Regions from separate parts of the Mus musculus genome. Here region 2 is linked to region 1. The links are chromatin loops, found by intact Hi-C in ENCODE. Cell type or tissue: left cerebral cortex. All regions are shown on one strand.

Region 1 (8,000 bases):
GGCCGGCTGTGTATGTCCTTGGTAGTGATGGTTTACAGCGTAGTCCTTTGAGCAAGTTAGAAAGGCTAGTGTGTGCAGTCATATGTATACTGAGTGCTGCTGATAAAAGCTCTGATCTCTATATGCATGCAGCTGCCTCTGGGGGAAAGCAGCACCGCCTGATACTATGTTGTTTTCTCCCTAATAAAGACCTGGCAGGTTTGTGTGTGTGAAGAGAGGAGAGAGCTGGGGCCCAGTTCCTTGTGGTAGAGGCGGGCAATGTCACAAAGCAGTTCATATATAGCGCCTGCTGCCTGTGCCTCCCGCACTGTTGCTGGGGTCCCAGCCTGCCTTTGTTCTCCTCTTTTTCCATCTTTCATCTCCCAGAAACCCCCCATTGCACAGAGCCACTGGCAGCCTATGGAGTTCTTTGTGTCGAACAGAAAACAGCAGCGTCCATCCTTCCAGGCAGATGCATGCAGTCTTGCAGGTGCAGAGCCTGGCAAGCAGATGGTGCCTTTGAGCACCCTGGGAAAACAAATAATAAGTCCCCTCCCTCCGGCACTGCCCTAGTACAGCAGCACAGGATGGGACAAGCAGCTCAAGGGTCACTTTCAGTTCTCATGTGCCATTCAGCCACACTCACTGCCAAGCCATAATGGATATGTAGCAAACCCCCTACACACACACACACCAGCAGGAGCCGGCTTGGCTGCCCTGTCTGTGGAACTCCGATCCACACACACAATGCCCTGTGCCTTCTCCCAGAAGAATGTTGCGTTATCTGATGTCTTGTTTGCCAACCTCTCATAAACCATTCTCAGTAAAGGACAGGAAGTGGCATTATTCAGAAGTCATAGGTGTAAGGAGCTAGCTCCTGGCTTCTTGGGTCATATCTTAGCAGAAGCACGCAGCAAATCTTTAGGCAGATATGATTAGCCGGGCTGGAGAGATGGCTCAGCCGTTAAGAGCACTGACCGCTCTTCCGAAGGTCCTGAGTTCAAATCCCAGCAACCACATGGTGGCTCACAGCCATCCATAATGAGATCTGATGCCCTCTTCTGGTGTGTCTGAAGACAGCTACAGTGTAATTAGATATAATAATAAATAAATCTTTAGGCCAGAGCAAGTAGGACTGACCAGAGCGAGCAACCTCCATTCCCAGCAACCACATGATGGTTCACAACTATCAGAACTAACAGCTACAGTGTGCCCATATACATAAAATAAATACATACATAAATAAATCTTTTAAAATAAAGATATTATTAGCCCAGTGTTACTGATGAGGACACTGGCCCCAGTGGTACTACTGTGACCTGTGGTCCCCCCTTTCTGTGCCTCTGGTCCCTGCTCCTCCTGCAGGGGCTGCTGCTGCTGTATGGTGCTTACCTGGCTGGCCTGACCAACCATGTCAGCTCTCCTCCAGTGAACCAGTCCTTAACCATCATGGTCGGGGTCAACCTCCTGCTCCTCACCGCTGGGCTGCTTTTTGTGGTCACCAGATACCTGCACTCCTGGCCCAATCTGGTCTTTGGACTCACATCCGGAGGTATCTTCGTTTGCACAACCACTGTGAACTGCTGTGTCTTCATTCCCCAGGTATGCTCAGAGTGCTGGCCAGGGTTCTTCGTGGGGTACGATGGGTGGTCAGAAGAAGGGGCTGGGGCCCCCTCTGCACCTCCTCGGTGCCTAGAAGAGGAAAGTTCTGCTTCCTAGTCAGGCCAAAGAGGACTACCATGGTGGGGCCTGTCTTTTGAGGTGACCTCACCCCTACTTCCCACCCAGCCCCCACTCTGATCAACCCCTCTTTTGTGTCTTTTCAGTCCTTGAGATAGTTTTTTCTTTTTTTCACTAGTCTAAGAGAAAAGACTTTTTTTTTCTTTTTAAATGTTTTGATACGTAGCCTCGGAACTTACAGTGTAGCCCAGGCTAACTTTCAAGAGAATAGCCTTCCCCCCCTCCCCTTTCTAATTTGGGATTGCAGGTTCATAGAAAAATGTCTGCTTCATGACAGGGAATGGTTTTCCTAGCCAGGTGTGGTCGTGTGCCCCTATAATCTCAATACCTGGGAGATGGAGGCAGGAGATAAGGCCATCCTTGGCTACATAGTAAGCTTTCCCTTTCTTCTTATTGGAGGGAAACACAGAATCTCCTTTTTTATGAAAGGGAGAGGTTTTAATGTATTTCCTATTGCAGAGGTTAAGAATAAAATCAAATAAAGGAGGGCGGAAGCAGAGGTCGGGCATAGAGAGGTAGAAGGAACCCTTAAGCCCAGGGGAAGTGCTGGTGGTTGTTTTCTGAGCTGATGGGCTGCAGGCCCTCATCCATCACCTTAACGACCTAGCCACTGGATGTTTTCGTTTTCTCTCCTGCTCTTCTTCCCCCTGAGGCTAGCCCCGTTCTGATCCCCCTTCCTGGAGTGAAAACTAATGATTCATTCCACTGCTGACTGATAGAAGGTTACAGTCAACTTCCGGATGCATGGGCACTCCAGTCTCCTTTCTGCTCACTAATTCTCAACAAAACATTCGACCAAATATAAGCATGGTGGGGGGCGGGAGGAGGTGGGGTGGGGACTTGAGCATCTACATGAGTCTCTGTGGCTGGGTGCAGCCTTTGTACCATAAGCAGAGAAACTTTTGCAGCATCTTGTTGTTGTAGGAACTGGGCTGAAGAAGGCCCCTTAGAAATAGAGGCTCATTGTCTGGGATGCCGGAAGAGTGGGGGTGGTGTGTGTGTGGGGTGGCTAGGGGTTGGGGCTGGGGGTGGGGGTCCTTCTTCCTGGGAGATGGGAGGCAAAGAGAAACTTTTGGGCCTCCTAGACTTCTTTCCCTGCTCCTTTCCTTTCTTGTTTGCCTAGAAAAGAACTAAGCATTTGCTCTGTCAGCCTCCCTTACAGCTAGAGGTGTCCCCAGAACATCATTTGGAACACTAGAGGTTGCCTAGAAGGCTTCTGAGAGACAGACTTTGTACTGTCCTGGGGGCGACGGGGAGCAGGCTGAGACTGTTGATATATCCCTTTTATGTTCTCTCTGCCTTGAATATATGTAATGTCTGGTGTGATGGCAGTCGGCTTATGATCAATAAACTATATTTATTACACTAGGAGACTCTAGTTCCTTCCATGTAAGGGTATACATTCAGGAGGAGAGGTCTCTTAAGGAAAACACACAGGTACAAAAGTGAACAAGCCTCTGAAGATTTCGTGACGATGCCTTCTTCCGCAGTAGAAAATGTTCCAAGCTATTTATTTTGCTTGGTCAATAGGATTCCAAGGACATTGCCTCTTTTCAACAAAAGTAAACCACAAGGCCAGGAATCTAGTCTTAGATGATGAAATATTGAACAGGGATTTAAAAAAATGATGTTAGGTTGAACTGAAGCACTGAGTGGGCAATCTGGACACTACAAAAGTATTGAGCTAAGAAATGAAGGAAGCAAAAGACAGAGAAAAATAAGAGACTGATTAAAAAATATAAAGAATATGAAGAATCGGTCTAGGGGCGAAGTTCATCTCTGAAGGAGGGGGAGGGAGAGAGGAGGGAAACAGGAAGGGAAGGGGGGGGAGGAAGGCAGAAGGGGAGAAGGGGAGAAAGAACTTATCACCAAGAAATTTTAAAGGAAAGGCTTTCTGATTTGAGCAAAATGCCCTTTGAAAATGGAGGGAATCCACAACCTCCCTGCATGGTCCTAGTTTGGTTTCTGCTCCTCGCTCTAACCCTGTGCATCCTGAGCCTCAGACACAAGCATTCTGCTTCCTCCTTCCCCTCCCTCCCTCCCTCCCTCCCTCCCTCCCTCCCTCCCTCCCTCCCTCCCTCCCTCCCTTCCTTCCTCCCTCCCTCCCTTTCTCTCTCTCTCTCTTTTCCCTCTTAAACTGACCATGGTATGAGACTAAACCATATCTTATAGTATTGTAGATTTAGGGTCTAAGTTCTTTTCATCAGAGAAAAATGACCGAGGTCTGTCCCTAAACTGATTTCATCTCTGGCCCAAAGATGTTTGGCAGAAGCATGGCTTTCCTTGTGAGACTCACACTGAGTCCCCAGGGCGGTGAGACAGCTGAGCACATTATGGGAGTGTCCCAGGGAACCTGGGAGAGGATCGGTTGGTAGCTGCAGGGAGATGAGTCCCCGGCTGGCCAGAGCCTTCAGATCTGCTGTGACTTAGAAGCGTCTCTAGGCAGCGCTAGAGAGCAGGGTGAAGCGAATATAAGGCAAAAAGCTTGTACACACATGGGCTGTCAGGAAATGCCTGGGTGTATCTGATGCCAAGCGCTGAGGTCATCGCCAGCCATTAGACAACCCCTGCTTCTGCGACCTGAGCGTGACCCATCCCCCAACTCCCATCCCCCACCCTTCCATTCCGTTCCGAAAGACAAAATTCCAAGGACATTTGCTTTTCCTGCCCAGCGTACACGACACACTTAGGATTTGTCCCCTTTATCTAGGAACCACAAGACTGGAGAATTGTACAGAAAAGCTTCCTTCACTTATTCAGGTATCCTTTGGTCACATCTTAGCCACTGTGGACATGTGGTGAAGCACAGGGCCCTTCGCCTCCTTAAGTCTCATAGGGAGTATTCATAAGAAGAATTACAATGTGCATTGAATGCTTTGGAAGCCTCCCCAGACTTTGCTAAAACTTGTGGCATCTTCACATCAAACGAGCGTTGGAGGACAGTCTTGAGAGAATAGCAGCAAGCAGATCGGAAGAGATAAGACAAAATATGAGAAAGAGCTCCCAATAGTGGGAGGAGCTCCAAGGACGGAATATCCCTTTTCATCTTATCATTTTAAAAATTATTTTACTTGTGTGTATGTGTGTGTGCATATGCATACGTATATGTGCATGGGCGTATGATGTGTGTACATGCCATGGGCGTGGATGGAGACCAGAGGGCAACTCAAAGGAGAAGTTAATTCTCTCCTTCCACTAGGGGGGGGGGGTCTCTGGGATTGAACCCAGGTCACCAGGCCTAGCAGCAAGCATCCTTACCCACTGTGCCATCTTGCCTCTTTGCTAAAGTCGACTTTATTTGTATTTTTTTATGTGTATGAATGTTTTGCCTGCATGTATGTCTTTGTACCAGGTGCATTATTGGTGCCCACAGAAGCCAAAACAGAGTACGAGATCCCCTGGAACGGAACAGACAGTTGCGAGCCACCATTCCTGTGCTGGGAACCAACCTGGGATCCCCTGGATCCTCTGCAGCTCTGAGCTTCTAGGAGCACGGCGTGGCCTGTTACAGATGACGCTGTACTCCCACAGGAGTTCCTGTGGCTGCTCTAATAGGTGCCAATGGCTTTGAGCAGAACAAATGTAGTATCTTGCAGTTCTGTAGGGCAAGTATCAAAAATGGGCTTTATTTGACTGAAACCAAGGTATCACCTGATCTACAATTTTTTTTTTTTTCAGAAAAGGGGGGACTCCATTTCCTGACTATTTCAGCTTTTAAAGACTACTTGCCTTCTTTAAGGCCCTTCCTTCCCTTTCAGACCCAGCAATGGGGCATTCTAATGGCTGCCCTTCCTTCTCTTTCTTTCCACCTTCTCTGGCCCTCCTCCCTCTCTCCATCCCAGCTCCTCTCATTCTTGAGACAGGGTTTCTCTGTATAGCCCTGACTGTCCTGGAACTCACAGAGATCTGCCTGCCTCTGCCTCACAAGTGCTGAGATTAAAGGCGTGCGCCACCACCCTCATCAGGCTCCTCCTTCTCTCTTATATGGACTCTGGTAATGACATTGACTCCACCTGAATACTCCAGAATAATTGTTCCATCCCCAAGCCTTAACATCACCATCACAAAATTCTACTTGCCATCTTAGGTTACAGTCAACAAGTTCCAAGGACCCAGAGATAAGGAAGAACTGTGAAGAGCTATAACCCAGCCTATAGCATCCACATCACCCAGAGGCCAGAAATAAAAATGTGCTGGTCCTTTGGAGGAACTACCTTGACCCTTGAGGATTGAGTAATGGATATCCCAGAAAATACAGAGTCAAGTCTCAAGGACTGGGACCTTCAGAAGGGAGGGACCAAAAGGGGTTGGAGAGCTTTGGTCAAAATGTGGCTCCATCAGCTTAGGGGACGTGAGCCCCAAGGCTTGATATGGCCTTATGCCTGTGTTGAGCCAATCCTTGGCATCCCTGCAGAGATGTCCCCATAAGGGGAGCTGAGACAGAGGGTAAAAGGTTCCTACCTTTACCACTAGGGACCGTGTCCTTCATATCAGTGGTACTCACTAGGTAGACACAGCATCCCAAACTCCGCACCAGACTCCTGTCTGATGATTTGCTAGATCACCCCTGTTATTATAAAAGTGGGCCAGACCATGTTTCCCCAGATCGCTCCCCAAGGACAGTTTCTCGATCCCCAACAATCTGTCTCTTCATCAGTTAGATGAGAATCCAAGCTGTGGTGGTTTTGGTTACAGTTGTGAGTCTGTCAAAAGTGTTGTGTGACCTTGGAAAAGTCACATTCCTGTCCTCACTTTCCCTGTCAGAAAATATGGCCATGTGCTGACATTCTGGGTTTTTAGATTTATTTGTTTGTTTGTTTGTTTATTTATTTATTTATTTATTTATTTATGTGAGTACACTGTAGCTGTCTTCAGACACACCAGAAGAGGGAGGGCATCAGATCCCATCTAGATGGTTATGAGCCACCATGTGGTTGCTGGGAATTGAACTCAGGACCTTTGGAAGATCAATAGGTGCCTTTAACCACTGAGCCATCTCTCCAGCCCAAACATTCTGTTTTCATTGACATAAGTTGGTTTCTATTTGTGCTTTGGTCATTAATCTGGCTTAGAAAAGTCTCCAACAATGAACTGGACTCTCAATATCAAAAAACACAGCACTCCTCAACAACTGACTGATGACCAAGATTAGCTTCATAGACACATTCAGGTTTAGTCGGCTTCCAATGAGAGCTTTAGAATACCATTCTAGACATGTCCTTCCTCCTGTTTCCTTCGACACTTTAACAACAGAGAGGGTGTTCTGTATCATACTCCATCTTATCCTCAGACACGTTTAAAACACGAAACCTGACTGTTCTCCATGTTTTCTGTCACAGCAATCGATGAATGCTGCAGAGGAAATGGCATTTTGGGGAGTAAACAGCTTGTGCCTGAGTGTGTTGGTGACTGTGTCATTCCTTGGTATTTATGAGAAAGAGCAAGGGAAGTGTTTCTGGGTGTGTAATTAAATAAATAACATGTGTTCTTCTTTACTAACAGCTGAAGCAATGGAAGGCATTTGAAGGAGAAAACCAAACAATGAGACACATGGCCAAATACTTCAGCACTCCCAGCAAAAGCTTCCACGGCCAGTTCGATGAGGACCCGAGCTGCCACTTGAGAGATGAGAAGAGCTGCATGGAGAGGCTCCTAACAGAAGTAAGCCACACCTTGCCTAGCAGGTTCCCTGCAGGGATCTCCAGCCATGTGAGAACTATCCCACATGCCCTCGTGGTCCCTCATGTTCTCATGACCCCTCATGCCCTCATGACTCCACATGTTCCTTTTGGCAATATTCTCTGCCCCAGTCACTCTTCTACTTTCCCTCAACATCACCCCAGTGACCCTCACCCATCCCACTCCTACAACAGACAGGTGAAGACTAGTCACAGCGTTACACGCTGATGAGCAAGCCAGACTCGCTTTCTCATCTTACGGAGTTCACAGTCGAGCAGAACAAAAGGCTATCGATTAAGTATACATTTAATTTAACCCATGATGGATAGGAGGGGCTGGAGATGCAGGTCAACCAACAGAATACTTACCTAGCGTGCACAAAGCCCTGGCTTTCCTCCCATCACCACTAAACTGGGAGTGGTGGCACCTGCCTGTGGTTTCCGCATGCAGGAAGGAAAAGCAAGAGGATCAGAAGTTCAAGGCCATCCTTGGTTACACAGAGAGTTCAAAGCCAGTCAGGGCTACATGGGGCTCCAGCTCAAAAACTAGAAAGAAAAAATGTAATTATGATGAAAATCAGGAAAGAAGCAATTGGTGAGAAT
Region 2 (8,000 bases), 47 kb after region 1:
ACTGATTTCCAGATAACACAGATGGGAATTATTCCAAAGAACCTTTCTAAACAGGTCCACTTCCCTTGTATCCTTTCTTTTCCATTACCTCTGGTGGGTGGTGGTGCCGCAGACCCTCTGGGTCCCTTTGTCTGCGTGGACAGGGTCTCTAGTCGCAGGTGGGCAAAGAGTTGGTGGGTGACAAACAGACCAACACGCGAGATTGTGTAGAATCTGAATGTAAATTCAAAAGTGAAAATCAGTCTTATATAGTACAGAAAATACAAGGGGTCAGAAGTCACAGCAGGCAAGGTACATTGAAGTTACCTGATACAAAACAAAGGAATGACTACCAAGGGACTTACAGGAACCAGGTAGATGTTTACAGTAAAGATAAAGCAGTCCTGCCTAGGTTCAGCTTAGTGACAGGCAAGGATTTCACGTTCCAGTGTTATACCTTTGAACCTTGTGAAGGCTAGCACCAGGGGGTTCTACTCTTGGAAGACCTCATGAATAATGCAATATCACAACCTCCCTACTTCCTAGGCCTTGCTGAATTCTTATATGAGTGTAACTTTTAAGTATCTGGAGATTCTCCATTTGTCAGAAGAATTTACCAACTTGCTTCTAATATGCAATATACTGAAGATTTCTATCTCAGTGGGATTCCCTGGCTCTATTTTGGTATTCCCTTGTTTGAGTGAGATATGTTACTGTCCTTGGTAAATATTTTGCAGACCAGCTCTGAGCTACTGGCTCCGTCTTCTGTAATGCTTAATTAGTTACTGAATAGGTTAACTTCCTTACTGCATTCTTACAGGGTTCTGGGACCTTGGAACGCTGGGGAGACTTAACTATAACAGAATTTAATCTTAAAAGGCATTTATAATAAAATATTAAAAGAGAGCTCGTAGATCCATACACCAGACTAACTCGGGAATAGGGTATAAGTATATGGGTAAATGAGAACACCAAAGCTCCAGGAGGTGAGTTTCCTTGAAACTCTTTTCCTCATTGAGTGCTTACAGACTTTTTCAGCCTGTCATGCAGACCCGACAAGTGGGTGTGGCATGGTGGGTTACAAGGAAAGTTAAAACATTTAAGAACCATCATTAAAAATAGATTTTGAAAAAAAAAATAAAGTTACAAGCCTGGTCTATGGAGTGAGTTCTAGGACAGCCAGGGCTACACGGAGAAACCCTGTCTCAAAAAGCAAGCTGAACACTTTGTGCTATTCCTGTAGGATGAAGTCAACTGTGCTGGGATAGGAGACATCTTCTCAGCACTGGGATATGAGCCTGGGTTTTAGAAATAAGTAAATTGGATACAGAGGAAGGGTGACCGTTTGTGTTGTGTTTTGTTTTGTTTTGTTTTGTTTTGTTTTGTTTTGTTATGTTTTGTTTTTTAGGTGAACACAGACTTTGCTCTATAACCTGCTTGGCTGGACTGACAAGCTCAGAGCAGTCCACTGAGAGGTAGTTGGGGACTCTCCTAAGGAAGAGGATTTTTACTTCTAGTGAGGCATGACCTCATAATGTTGTCCAGGCCCTGAAATCCTGGTTTCAGGTGGTCCTCCTGCCTCAGTCTCCCTAACAGCTAGGACTCTGGACAGGTCATGCCTTGAATAGAACTGTTAATAACAGCATGTAAATCTAGATTTTTCAGGTAACATGTAAGTAGCATTATTAAAAGGGTGTTCTAAAAAACACTTTCTGGTGTTTGTCATTTGAAAAAAAAAATACAGGTCTGAGCCTGCAATCCCAGCACTTGGGAAGTGGAAAGAGGAAGCCATGAGTTCAATATCATTGTCATCTTAGAGTTTGAGGCCATCCTGGACGATGCAGAAGCCTGGCTAAAATTAAAACACAATCTTCAGTGGAGATTGGAAAGATGGCAGCTATTGCGATTGAACTTTTCCTTAGAAATCCAGGGACCAGCACGATAGTTCTGTGGGTAACGGGGGTAACGGTACCCACTGTCAATCCTGATGTCCCAAATCCCATTCCTGGGACAAACATGCTGGAAAGACAGAACCAACTGTCACTGCTTTTCTCACCAGTTGTCCTCTGACCTCCATACATGGGTCATGGTATAGCACACTAGCATATTCTGGCACACATATACACAAATGCACAATAGTAAATAAATAGCTTTATAAATCAAAACTCATTCCCCACAAAAACCCTCAAAGTATTGTAAAGTCAAGAGAAACAATGTCTAAGCTAGTTTATCTCTGAGGATAGGATGTGGGTAGACCAGAAATCTCTCTCAAGGTGGACTAGCCATAACTGGTTAGATCTAAGATGGCCACCAGAGTCAGCAGCAGCCTCTCAGTCATTTAATACTGCCTTGTTTGCATTCAAAACGGCATAGCCACCCCAATGCCATGACAGTTGACAGCTTGTCTGACAATGACCAAAGAGATCCATGGAAGGAGAGAGAAAGAACAGGTACTCTAGTGCCTGGAGAAATCTCCCCACTCCAGAAAAAGATTTGACTATTTCTCCCTCTACAGCCATAGCCTCCTTTCTTTAACTCTATACCTAAGACCTCCTGACTCTTGATGGAGAAGTTGTTGCCCTGCCAACATTTCCTTCCCTGCCCAATTTTGGCTAGACTTCTAAGATGGCTTCCCTTTGTTCCCATGAGTCAGAGAGGGAAGCACAGTTTGGAGGGGGAAAAAAACCCACACAATTTTTGCAGTTTTCTATAACATATTCAAGTTTTGTTTGTTTGTTTTAAAGATTTATTTATTTTATGTGCATGAGTACAATGTAGATGTCTTCAGACACACCAGAAGAGGGCATCGACTCCCATTACAGATGGTTGTGAGCCACCATGTGGTTGCTGGGAATTGAACTCAGGACCTCTGGAGGAGAGCAGTCGGTACTCTTAACCGCTGAGCCATCTCTCCAGCCCCCTAAAATGTATTCATTTTTAATTTAGTAAATTTTGTTCTTTCACAGTTTCAAACAAGAACACTGTGTTTTGGTCTCTTCTCTCACTTTCGTGTTAAATCATATTCATAAACAGTTTAATGGTTTTAGTCACCTGAATGTTGGATTCATTGATAGTCCAATAGGGTTTATTCATATCAATAACTATATTAGCATATAGACTAGGCTGTTATCAAAATCACGGAGATTTTTCTGCCTCTTCCTCCTGAGTACTAGGATTAAAGATGTGTGCCACTACACCTGGCCTATTAGACTGTTTTCAAAGTATATTTTAAATCCAACCAAGCTTCCTATTTGTAATCTTTTGTTTTGTTCTTTAAAGGAGTGCCATGAAAATTTTCAGTTGGTATAAGAGTAATAGAAAGATTAATAACACAACAGGGTATCTACCTGTTATGGGATGCAGTTAATTGCAGGGATGGGAATTAAATGCCCTTTTGTTGTAGTTGGGTTTTCCTCCTTCCTCCCACCCCCCTCTCTTTTGCAACACAGGACTTTAATAACCACCTCCCCACCCCAGGTTAAGAACTTTTGGGTTCAGGCTGAGAAACCTGAAGAAGGAGAAAGAAGCACAGGACAGACAGTATCTAGCATCTATGTAAACGTCCTGCTGCATACAGCAGCTGAGGCCACAGCCCAGGTTGCCCTTGATCACGTGATTTTCCTGCCTCTGCTTTCCAAGTGTTGGAATTACAAGTGTGCACCACAGCACCCAGCCTCGCTTCAACTTTTTAGTGACTCTACTGCGTACTCAAATGCTCTAGTAGGAGATTTCAGATTTGAGAAGAGGTGGAAGGGAAAGAGGATATTACTTTAAGAAATAAAATTTCCTGGTGGCGGTGGTGCCCGCCTTTAATCCCAGCACTCAGGAGACAAAGGTAGGCAGAAATCTGAGTTCAAAGCCAACTCTGTGTACAGACTATGTTCCAGGACGGCTAGAGCCTCACATAAAAACCCTGTCTTGGGAAAAGAGAAGAAGGAAGGGGTAGAGGAGGAGGAAGAGGAGAAAGAAGAAGAAGAGGAGGAGGAAAAGAAAAAGAGAGTTCAAGTTCATATTGACAAAGATACAGAAACATAGGGAAAAGGACTGCAAAGCAGTACATATGAGAGATCAGAAGCCAGAGCTAGAGTCCAGTGACCGTGACAATACAAGCGTCCTCCCCTTTGGGGAAGGACTGTGCTGTATCCTCAGAATGCACACAAGGTGAGGGTGGGAGCCGGTGTTTATACAGTTTGGACAAAGTCATCCCTCCAGACTCCAGGGACTAAGCATGCCACCTTTGCCTCTATAACCTACTTTACTTCCCTAGGAGACATCTGCATATTGATGTGGTAGGAGAAGAACACAATTAAGGCCTGACTGCTTAGAAGCAACCGCGTGAGCACCAAGCACTGGCCATCAGGGGCACATTGACACCACAGCCAAACAAGGTTGCCTACAAAATCTGCATATTTAACTTGTATAAGAACTTGAATTTCTGCCTGGGACATTGAGAGAGAGAGAGAGAGAGAGAGAGAGAGAGAGAGAGAGAGAGAGGGAGAGAGAGGGGGGAGGGGGAGAGAGAGAGAGAGAGGGAGAGAGAGAGAGAGAGAGAGAACAAACTCGATTTTCAGAAAACCCCTTCCAAGAACAGAACTTACATCTTTCATGTTTGTCCTAATTGACAAACATGTCCTATAATTCCTAATTGAGAGAAAGCATTTCCCTGAGCAGATTTTCTTGTCTCATCTTGGCTATATCAACTTAAATTTAAACTATCACACATAATTGCACAGATTCCAACTCTACAAAGGAGAGAGTTCTCCTTTTATGTAGGAATCTGTTTCATCTTGTTTCTTGAATCCTTGCCTGCCCAAGCTGTAGGCAGGAAAGTCCTTTCCCTACATATTTATAGTCAGCCTATTCTGGAGCTGATCTTGACAAAAGCAGGAGCTATAACTCTCTAGCAGGACCTGGGCACAAACTTAGCATTCACTGTGAGTCTCAGGAAGGCTGTGGCAATGCAAATGTCTGCCAGCATTTGTGGATACAGGTAAAGGAGACCAAGCTCCCCACGGTCACAAGGAGCACACCGAGAGGTTCCCTTAGAGTTTTAGAGCACTTGACTCAGCCCAAACAGGGATTCAAGGCACACATGCTGAAAAAAAGTTCAGGGCTAGCCAGTTTATAAAGCAGAGTTGGAGATTTATTATAAATATTTTAGTACAAGGTTTAAGTAGCGCGCTTAGGAGAAAGGGGAGTGTCAAGCGAGTATAGGTGAGGGCCGATCAAGCTGGAGTAACAGAATATGTGTTCCGTAAGGGAGGTTCACAGCTCATTGGGTTTTTGCTTGTTTGTGTTTTGTTTTCCATCTATGGAATTTGGGGGTAGGGGATTGAAGTACTATCGCTAAGTGATATCACTAAGTGTCACTAAGTGGTTCCTGGGAGGCACCTGAGAAGATTACAATTGATCAGATGTGGGTGGCCTACACAAGCCACCCTAGCCATGTTAATGTCCAAGATCCGTGTTGCCAAGGGCCGTGTATGGGTCCTCTGTTGTACTGTAGCCTGAGTCCTTGTCGATGTCTGTGACCAGTGTTACCACTGAGAGTCACGAGGATGCCCACAGTCTGTGCTAAAGCCTGAGACCATGATGATGTCCAAGGGCCATGCTGCAAACAATGGCCATGCAGATACGGAGGTGTGTGACACCATGGTGACGTCTGAGGTTCAGGCTGTCACCAGAAACCATGTGGAAATCCATGATCCTGTAGAGGACAAGGAAGCTACTTTTGAGTGACATCGATGACTACAGACTCAGTTGAGAAAGAGGTACATAGCCGGCTTTGGTGGTAACTCCTGCCCCGCCCTGCCCCCACCAAAGTATCAGTCTAGACAGGAAACCATGGAAGAAACATTTTTAAAATTGTAATGAGGATGCTCGTGTGTAGTTCTCCACAATTGAGGGCTTCTGTCAGGGATGCAGGTAGGAAAAGACTCAGTTTTCTTTAAAGGGCTAGCTGCTGGGGATGTGGTCATGCTTAGTGAGTATATAGACAATATAAATTAGACTCTTTTGGGGGGAGGGAGTGACAAGGGTGGGAGGGCAGACCTGAGAGGATTGGGAAGGGAATGTAATCAGATGCAAGATGTGAAATTCTCTAATAATCAATAAAAACATTATGATGGAAGAAAGAAGAGTAGCCTAATAAGTATTTCTCTGCCAGTGAAATGAGCCAATTCAAATCATATTAGGTTATATTAAATGCAGGTTTATTGAGGAGTTGCTCTCAAGGGAGTTCACTGGCCCCAAGGACTGAGGCCAGGGGAGGCGCCATGAGAAGGGAGAGGGGAGAGAGAAGAAGAGTGTGTGCAGAGAGAGGGAGAGAAGAGAGAGAGAAGTAAGGGGGGAGCTCCAGGGAACCAAAATGTCTGCATTATATAGGGAAGAGCCTCTGGGGGGAAGGGCAGCCCAGACTAAGGGCTGGAAAATTCAGAGTTAGAGACATGATATGCCAGGTAGGAACTGAGGGATGCTGGGAGAACCTGGAGGCCAGGTCAGCTTTGATATATAAAATATTCACCTCAGCTCCTTGTCCGGGGTCTGAACTAAACATAGTCCACTGGGATGCTGCAGGTGATGTCTGGAGAGGTCCTGCTCAAGGCCGTATGCGTTTAGACCTTAAGCCTGGGTCATTGCTATTCTAACATAAATATATGTATCTATGAAAGGAATATTAACTCTATTTCTGCAGCCACTATAACAAACACTAATTGTACTGGAGTTCATGCTTTCCAGTGGGTGATAGGCTCCAAGCAGACTCTTTTTCATGTGTCTATAATCTCCCTGTCTTCCTAGCCTGCCACAGGTTCTTGATGCTGCAGCATACCCTGACAGTGCGCTTATCCATCTATACTTGGCCTTCTGCGTATCTGGTGTTCTGCCTTATATTTTGAATCATTTTCCTTATCTATACTTGAATCACAGTAGGCTGTCCCCATTTCCCCTGCTCTCTTAAATTTAGAGTGACTAGAAGAACTTTTAAGTCTCTTCCTGGCTTTTGTTGGCTTTAAATGTAACCATTTAGTGGAAACAGTTCCCAGCCCACAGACTAACCTCCCCTCAGTTGATACAATGTTACTATTTCATGGAACCAGTTCCCAGCCCACAGACTAACCTCCCCTCAGCCGATCCGTGGAAATGAGCCAGCCGTCTTAAAACGATATCCCTGTTTATCTAGGCATATTGAGTGTACATGGAGCTAGCATCAGTCTGCTGGGCAGGGCATGGTAGCAAATGGATCCAAAGTCAAGTGATACCATCTGTAGCAGAGACTCAGTTCAAGACCATCTGTTCATTCTTGGCAAGTATGGAGCATGGGTTTCCCCTCTTGGGGAAAACTGGATAAGAGCCTACACCTCAACTGGGCTGGGCTTCAAGGGCGGTCCCAGTTCTAACAGGATACTGACTTGTCATACAGGACAATACCAGTAGATGCTTTCTGCAATAGACTAGTTTAACAGAATAGGGGAGGAAAGGGGCCCAGTTTTTAAAACTATATTCTCAATGAACTAATGATTGTGAAATCATTTTAAAGAGTTTACAAATATTTTGCAACCAAATGAAATTAATAAAATAGAACAGAAGGGATATGTTGAATATGGGGCTAAAAGGATGGTTCAGTGGTTAAAAGTATACACTGCCCTTGCTAGAGACCTGAGTTTAGTTCCCAGCACCTATATCAGATGGCTTACAACTGGCCAGGAACTCCAGCTCAAGGGAATCTGATGCTCTGGCCTTCCTAGGCACCCAAACTCACATGCACATACTCACACAGGGACAGAGAAGTCTTCAAAGTACACTGACAACAGAAGAGAAGCATGCTTCCTGAGACCTTTACTTTGGTTGTGCAAGCTTGAACATATTTCTGAGATGATATGAGTGAGAAACCAGACCAACTCCATCTTGGGTTCAGGCTCCATCTTAGAGAACCTGACCTAAGGTTGAACTCGAGTTAACTACCAGGCTCCCTAACAACCACCAATCAGGAGAAAAGCAGAAGTTTCGGTTGTACCTGAAGA

What was found. Hi-C counts contacts between places; a loop is a spot of excess contacts. Peaks named below come from ENCODE experiments on the same cell type or tissue, not always from the same donor. Only the 100,000 strongest peaks of a DNase experiment are listed, where the experiment ranks them.
Region 2: it touches region 1 in a loop (2.2-fold over the local background); 3 of 42 quality-filtered maps call a loop at or near these places.

Annotation. Positions count from the first base shown.
Region 1 is chr16:37,990,656-37,998,655 of GRCm38, forward strand. It overlaps Gpr156 (G protein-coupled receptor 156), which reads left to right. Exons shown (of 10, transcript NM_153394.2): 8 at 1,345-1,581; 9 at 7,222-7,380. Among named protein-coding and RNA genes, the nearest start is that of Gm36225, 6.4 kb to the left of the region's middle. In left cerebral cortex, CTCF peaks have their summits at 488 and 4,164; DNase peaks (open chromatin) are centred at 492 and 4,173; H3K4me3 peaks cover 554 bases.
Region 2 is chr16:38,037,557-38,045,556 of GRCm38, forward strand. The region is part of intron 3 of 4930542C21Rik (RIKEN cDNA 4930542C21 gene); the gene reads left to right. Gm46549 (a long non-coding RNA gene) reads right to left here. Exons shown (of 4, transcript XR_001781896.1): 4 at 95-213. Among named protein-coding and RNA genes, the nearest start is that of 4930542C21Rik, 24 kb to the left of the region's middle. In left cerebral cortex, no CTCF peak of the experiment used is centred here; DNase peaks (open chromatin) are centred at 4,808 and 7,102.